Regions from separate parts of the Homo sapiens genome. Here regions 2 and 3 are each linked to region 1. A link is an interaction called in ENCODE POLR2A ChIA-PET data of the cell type or tissue named here. Cell type or tissue: PC-9. All regions are shown on one strand. Region 1 has its middle 43 kb from the start of LBH. Region 2 overlaps CAPN13 (calpain 13). Region 3 overlaps LCLAT1 (lysocardiolipin acyltransferase 1).

What was found. Peaks named below come from ENCODE experiments on the same cell type or tissue, not always from the same donor. Only the 100,000 strongest peaks of a DNase experiment are listed, where the experiment ranks them.
Region 2: POLR2A ChIA-PET joins it to region 1 with 6 read pairs; 1 of 35 experiments calls an interaction of 5 or more read pairs at or near these places.
Region 3: POLR2A ChIA-PET joins it to region 1 with 5 read pairs; 3 of 35 experiments call an interaction of 5 or more read pairs at or near these places.

Annotation. Positions count from the first base shown.
Region 1 is chr2:30,273,728-30,276,227 of GRCh38, forward strand. No RefSeq gene overlaps it. Among named protein-coding and RNA genes, the nearest start is that of LBH, 43 kb to the left of the region's middle. In PC-9, no CTCF peak of the experiment used is centred here; a DNase peak (open chromatin) is centred at 1,184; H3K4me3 peaks cover 1,108 bases; H3K27ac peaks cover 1,881 bases.
Region 2 is chr2:30,795,781-30,798,280 of GRCh38, forward strand. The region is part of intron 1 of CAPN13 (calpain 13); the gene reads right to left. Among named protein-coding and RNA genes, the nearest start is that of CAPN13, 10 kb to the right of the region's middle. RefSeq lists enhancers at 1,491-2,200, 2,201-2,500. In PC-9, no CTCF peak of the experiment used is centred here; a DNase peak (open chromatin) is centred at 1,121.
Region 3 is chr2:30,571,609-30,574,108 of GRCh38, forward strand. All of the region lies in intron 5 of LCLAT1 (lysocardiolipin acyltransferase 1), which reads left to right. Among named protein-coding and RNA genes, the nearest start is that of LCLAT1, 130 kb to the left of the region's middle. In PC-9, no CTCF peak of the experiment used is centred here; no DNase peak of the experiment used is centred here.

The DNA.
Region 1 (2,500 bases):
TGCACAGATGTGAAACAACAGCTTCATGGTCATAGTTTGTTCAAAAATGAATCACTTCATTTAGGAGAAGAGGTAGGAGGGTTCAGCGGTAACCCCCGACCCCTGCCCCACGGAAACACTGCACCTTGTCTGCCACCAGATGTGTGTGGTTCATTATCTGGTTTGGCCAATCTATATGTCCCCTGAAAACTAGGAATGATCACATCTTAAATTCACAGGAACAGTGGTTTTAAAGCAGTTTGGGGGTCTCAAAGATTCCCTTTGAGAATCTGATGGAAACTATGGATTTTCTCTCTGCAAATACCAACATAGGCTTACAAATTCCAGGGAGTCCATAGGCTCCCATGAGAGGCAGGGCATCCCCAAAACTCAGCTAGCACTAGACAGACTTTTTTTTTTTTTTTTTTTTTGAGACGGAGTCTCGCTCTCTTGCCCAGGCTGGAGGGCAATGGCGCGATCTCTGCTCACTGCAAGCTCTGCCTCCCTGGTTCACGCCATTCTCCTGCATCAGCCTCCCGAGTAGCTGGGACTACAGGCGTGCGCCACCTCACCCGGCTAATTTTTTGTATTTTTAGTAGAGGCGGGGTTTCACCATGTTAGCCAGGATGGTCTCGATCTCCTGACCTTGTGATCCGCCTGCCTTGGCCTCCCAAAGTGCTGGGATTACAGGCGTCAGCCACCGCACCCGGCCTGACAGACTTGTTACTGAAGAAACCCTGGAGTGAATTTGTTTATAAAGGGCCCTTTGGTCCCGGGGGTCCCCCCACCCCATCACCTCTTCTGTGGTTTTTTAAGACTTCATCTTTGAAAGTAGGATTTGCTCAGTGGAAAAAGAAGTAGCTCAGACACTGAGACCTACAGGTCCCTGTCCCAGGTCAAAATGAAGCTCCCCTTTCAGTTTATTCAGAGATCAGAACATTCTTTCCAAACCAGGAAATTGGATCAGGCCAACGTCAGTACAAAGTGCACTGTCAGGGCCTGGTGGGTAACTTGGCCTCTCGTGGGTCACTCCTTATGCTACCAATACCAGGACTATCTTAGATGTCTCGGCCAAAACCATAATCTCTGGCCCCCAAAGAGAATGCTGTCAGACAGCAAGGAATGACAGGTTTCCAGGAAGTGTACGCCCTGTGCCACCCAGAGCTTCAAGAATCTTGGCTATCGTCCATTCATCAACTTGGTCATCAAATCTGCAGGCCATAGTGGGTGGTGAGCAACAAGTCTGGGCTGGAGAAGGCTGTGTTTACATAGCAGTTTTATGCCTGCCAATCTGTCTGTGAACTTTGGAAGACTTATTCACCACAGCAATATGGTAATTGTCAATGGGGACAATAAAGATTTCTTACGTCTGTGTGCCTTTTTACCCTATATAAAGCGCTTATGCCGATAAGGCATTCTCTTTTTTTATTGTGGAAAATATACATACAATTTACCATTTTAACTATTTTTAAGTGTAAAATTTGGTGACATTAAGTACATTCACAACTTGTGCAACTGTCACCCCTATCCATTTTCAGAACTTTTGCATCATTCCAAACAGAAGCTCAATTACTTTCTGTTTCTCTGAATTTGCCTAACATAGGTAACTCACATATGTGAAATCATACAATATTTGGACTTTCGAGTACGGTTCATTTCATTTAGTGTAATGTGTTTGGGCTTATTCATGTTGTGGCATGTATCAGAATTTCATTCTTCCCTATGGCTGAATAATATTCCATTGTATGTAGAGATTACATTGTGTTTGTCTATTCGTCTGTCAATGGACATTTGGGTCATTTCCACCTTTTGGCTGTGGTGAATAGTGCTGCTGTGCACATTGGTGTCTGGTATCTGTCTGAGTTTCTACTTTTTATTCTTTTCAGTAGATATCTATGAGTGGAATTGCTGGATCTTGTGGTAATTTTATTATATTTTCTTTTTTTTTGTTTTTTGAGACAGAGTCTCGCTCTGTTGCCCAGGCTGGAGTGCAGTGGTGCGATCTTGGCTCACTGCAAGCTCTGCCTCCCGGGTTCACACCATTCTCCAGCCTCAGCCTCCCAAGTAGCTAGGACTACAGGTGCCCGCCACCATGCCCGGCTAATTTTTTGTATTTTTAGTAGAGATGGGGTTTCACCGTGTTAGCCAGGATGGTCTCAATCTCCTGACCTCATGATCCACCCGCCTCGGCCTCCCAAAGTGCTGGGATTATAGGCATGAGCCACCGTGCCTGGCCCAATTTTATTATATTTTCTTATTTATATGGTGATAAACAACTCCTACTTTATTATAACCATTTTAAACATAAAGAATTTGAAGCTCAGAAAAGTGCAGGAAATGAATTCCCTCAATGAAGTTTGCTAACTTAGAGATTCCTGTGCCCAGGGTTGGGACTAGGGTGAGGCAAGTGAAACACCTAGTGTGGAAACAACAGGAGGACTCCCTCTCAGGTTTGGGTGACCCCTTGCCATGGTGAATTTGTCTACCAGCTGCAGTAGCAGTGCCAGGACCCATGATAGTT
Region 2 (2,500 bases), 520 kb after region 1:
TGCTTTAAGTTTAATTTTTATAAATTGAGCCAATATTAACTCTTATGGGAATTTAATGTAAGAAACTTTGTAAGAGATTCTCTTTTTAAAATAGAAAATTTGTAATTAACACATTCTTCCAAAACACTGATTTAAAAATTTCTTATAGCTCTATAATAATATTTTTATGAAGTCCAACATATATATCAAAATCTGAAATAGACTTGCAGAGAAATACTTTGAGTACTTAGGAAATAAAGCTGGTATCTGTATTAGCAAATATAGCTTTGCCAAAGCCAATTACTTAATTTTCCCTCCCTTTTCCTTTCTTCCCCAAAATAGAGTCCTTACTTTGCAGGAAGAGAATTACATATATATATGTGTGTATATATATATATACATATATATGTGTGTATATATATATACATATATATGTGTGTGTATATATATATACACATATATATGTATATATATATGTGTGCATATATATATACGTATATATATAGTCTTGATTTTTAAAAAGTATTTGATAAAATCTCCACCTATTCCCTGTGTGTAGACTACATTGAGTAGGTTGTATATCACGTACTATGACAGTGCAACGTAGCATAGTAAAGTAGAATACAGTGTAGTAAATAGATTTCGCAGTTTGACCCAGAGATCATGGATGAATGGTCTGGAATAGCTAAGAATCATTGCACTGTAATAGTCACAGAGCTCTGTCCTGTGTCCTGTCCTATTCTACATTTTTATCTTGGTCCTTAAAGAAGATGTTGAAATAAAAATGAAGATCCTTTTCAACTCTTTCATCATTTTTAATAGTGGAAATCAAGAGCAATTAACCAAGCAGATAGCAGAATCAAAATTCTAAATGACTTCAAAACCAAGAAGATGAAATTAACTAAGGAAACTGCAAACCTGTCTTTACATTTAAAAAGTTAACTATGCAAGTAAATAGTGAGCAGGATCTGTCTTGGCTAAATTTCATTTTGAAAATATTTTGTACGCCTCACTTGACTTCCTATTTAAAATGAGACAAAACTATGAAAGATTTGGCAGGCTCTGACCAGATTCAACAGCAGTAAGGCACTGCTCTAGACAGGCTAGCCCAGCTCTAGGGGCCACATTCCAAGAGGCTTATCGGCACTCTCAATGGTATCTGAAAATGAGTGTTTGAGTAACATAAGCATGCCTGGCAGGGAGGCAAGCCCTTTGCTTGCAAGCATGGGCTCCTGGCATGCAGTTATATCCACCTGAAAGAGGTGGCAAATTTTCATATTGGCAAAAATGTGCCAGACGGGCGGGAGGCAGTCCAGCTAAATAGACAGGAAGCCTGGAAACCCCTTCCTGGTCAGAGATCTAGAGAGGTTTACTGGACAGAAGGCCGACTGAGGGGTCTACAGTGATCCTCAGACTCAGCCCCTGCAGCCCAGGTCCCCCTCCCTCCAGAATAATCCTGCTGTAAGAGAGCAGATATTTAACCACCTCTGGCCCCACAACTGTACTCCCAACCCCTAAGTTTCCCTACCGCCAAGATTATGCTCTAGTTCAGAAAACTGAACTCTGCCTTGTGTCTTAAGGAAAAAGGAAAAAGAGGCAGCATGGAACAGTGCTCACAGGCACATAGAATCAGGTTGAAACTTGGGTTTGAATCCAGCTGTCTCTTACTGACTGAATGATCTTGGCCAATACTCTTAATATCTCTGAGCCTCCTTTCCTTACCTATAAAGTGGACGGGAGGTGGAGGTAATAAAACCAGCCTCGTAGCAGCAGACGGATATTAATTGAGAAGATTCTTGTAAAGGGCTTGGCGTGGCACATAATAAAAGCTTGTGTCCATTATGCTATCAGCAACTCCTTGAGTGTCCTGCCTGGCCCTGAACTTGAGCCCAGTGACTACAACCCTGCACCAGCTGGTGGGCATACCAGGCACCTGCCAGTCACCTCTGAACTCCCAACCTCGGGTCTCTCCAGGTTCCAGAGTTGTGTTCTTTCCATGCGTTGAGACTGTCATCTCCTCTACCTGCCTGGCAGAAATACTGGGTGCACCCTTGCCTCTGGCCCTAAGCCATGCTGTAGACCAAGCTATCTGTCAGCATCTCCAGCTGGGCCAGTGTCCCACAGCCTCTATCCTGTCTGAGGGGGCTTTTTCCTCCTCTGCTTACCCTGTCCTACACGATGGCCAGGTGTCCCTGAGGCCAAACACATGTCCAGTGGAAAGGATATGAACGCAAAGGAAGAACATGTGATCTGTGCAGTTCAGACGGTGGAAGGAGTCAGAAATTTGGGGAAGAGTGATTTTGATTAGACTCTGCAATGATGGAAGTGTTCTATATCTGTGCTGTCTAATACAGTGGCCACTGGCCATACGTAGCTATTGAGCACTTGAAAGATGGCTAGTGCAATTCAGGGACTGGATTTTAATTTTTATTCAATTTTAAATAATTTGCATTTAAATGTAAATATTCACATGCAGCCTTATTGCATGGTACTGAAGAAGAGAACTTCCAATGACATGAAT
Region 3 (2,500 bases), 300 kb after region 1:
CCTCTCCCAGGGTGGCATTTCAGTTACCCTTTTGAACAGCCAGCATGTTTTAGGAGGCAAGGAAGAAAGACAGACAAATTACTGAAATACTGGGTGCATTATATATCATGCACTCAGACCTTTTCATACAGCCTTTTATTGCTGGAAACTATGAAATTGGATAAGACCTTCCGTTATGTTAAATAAGATGTGGTTGTACAGTAGACTTTTGACATTTGCTAGAATATTTTCTGAGACAATTTCCATTTCCTCAATTTTGGAAATATTTTTGTAGATTAGTAGCTGACTTTCTTTTGAGGCCATTTTACAAGGAACATGATAGAGTGCAACAAAACCTAAATGAGATTTGTACACTGATGAGTGGATAAGCACCTGGATCACCTAAGTGACCTGGTGACCTGCACATCATGAAGCAGAAATTATTCAAATTTGCCTCAGGAGAAGTATGCATGACCGCATGTCAGAGACCTTTGATGTCTCTTCATGTTGAATTTTCAAATGCCATGGTATCGCTTTAGACCATAAAGGGAATTCATATTGTTTCTTTGTTCCTTTTAGTCACTGCCCACCTCGCCCCCTTTCCCTCCAGCGAAAAATCTGAGCTGCTCATTTAGGACAGATCTTCTTGTGTTTAGTGAAAAAAGTCATGATTGCCTTAATGAAAAAGGATAGAAGCCCTATCTATGTACTTAAAAACAACCATCTAACACTTATCAAGTTCTTCTTATGTACCAGGTATTGAGTTGTGCACGTTTCTTTACCTTGCCCATGCAGTAGAATCAACCATAGAGCTTTTTAAAAATACAGATACTGAGGTCCAAGCTCAGACCTATTGAATCAATCTGGTGATGGGGACCTAGACTCATAGCTACTTCTTTCACCATTCATACGTATCCCCTAATTCTCCTACCTAAGCTAGGTGGTAGTTTGCTTTGTGCTGCACCTGTGGAGCCTGGCTCCGTTTAGCAACTTTCACAGGGTCATACTGCTGCTGAGCAGAGGAACTTTAAACTCAAGTCTTTTTGATTCCAGTGCTCATGTTCTTTCCACTGTATAAGAAGCTTACAGTTTTTCAAATGCTAAAAAAAATTATTCTTTGTAGGTTTTTTTTTTCTATTTCCAAGATTTCTCCCTGATATCCTTGGCTCTACTGTGAGTTCTGTTTAAATGAAAAAATATATATAAAGGATTTTCTTTTTGTAAGCCTCTTTTATTTTTCTGATTCCTGCCTTTACCAGTTCCTCCTCCATTTCTCTAATCTTTAAAAAAAAATGACATTCAAACTATCTGTCCTTTCAAATTGTGATTTCATTCTCTGGCAGAGCCTGGGTTGAAAGAGGAAAAAAAATTGTGGTTCGATCGTTTTCTTTCTTTTTGCCATCAAATTGCAGAAGTAGCTTGATGACTTGATTTTTCTCAATACTGGTTCATTTTTTATTAAAAATAGATAATAGGTTTTTAATTGTAAAAACAGAATGTACTTACTGTTAAAAATTGGAAAATTAATAAAGAAGAAACTGTTGTGCAAGCCAGAAACCTGGGAGTCATTGTTGGCCCGCCCCCCTCTGCTTTTCACATGCTGTGAAATCCCAAACAAGGCCTTTTGATTCTACCCCTTAAGGATCTCTCAAATTAATTATTTTCATTCGCAGTGCCATACTGGTCTGGGCCTTCATTGTATGTTCCCTGAATTATCATACAGCTGCTCAGCTGGACTTTCTAGCTCTGGTCTTGACTTAACCAGTCCTTTCTCCACTTTGTAGCCAGAGAGTCAAGCCTTTTTCTAAATGAGGGTGGCATCACACTGAGATAGGTATCCAGGTACTGGAGTAAGGTCTCACAGAATTCCAAGGTTAAATCTACTCTAACATGATTTACCCAGGCCTCCTATGACCTACCTCTCTGGCTGTATCTCCTGTCTCCCTAGTTGTACCATTTGTTCTAGCCTTACTGAACCACACTTCTTTCCCAGATTGCACAGTGTGCTGAGCCTTCCCCACGGTATCCTCTTAAGATGTCACCTTAGATAACAGTTCATCCAGGAAGCCTTCCTGATTTTCTTTGGCTTGGTTGGGTACCTTGCTTTATATTCCCTATATGAATGCTTTTCCTACTAGCTATATGTAAATTTTTCTTACGATAGTATCACTTGTTTAGTTGTTTATCTTCTTCACTGTTTTTTCTCAAGCCTTCAGCACAGGGCCTGGCAAATAATAGATACCCTTCAAATTTTTTGAGCCTATCAACTAATTGGTCAATGTAATTTTATACCGTGTTCCAATAAAGATTTAAAATGGCTAACATAAATTTGTATCATATAATAATAGCAGTGCCCCAGCCTGGTTAAGATGACGAAACCCCATCTCTACTAAAAATACAAAAATTAGCCAAGCATTGTGGCACACACCTCTTAATCCCAGATATTCGGGAGGCTGAGGCACGGGAATCGCTTGAACCTGGGAGGTGGAGGTTGCAGTGAGCTGAGATTGCACCACTATAC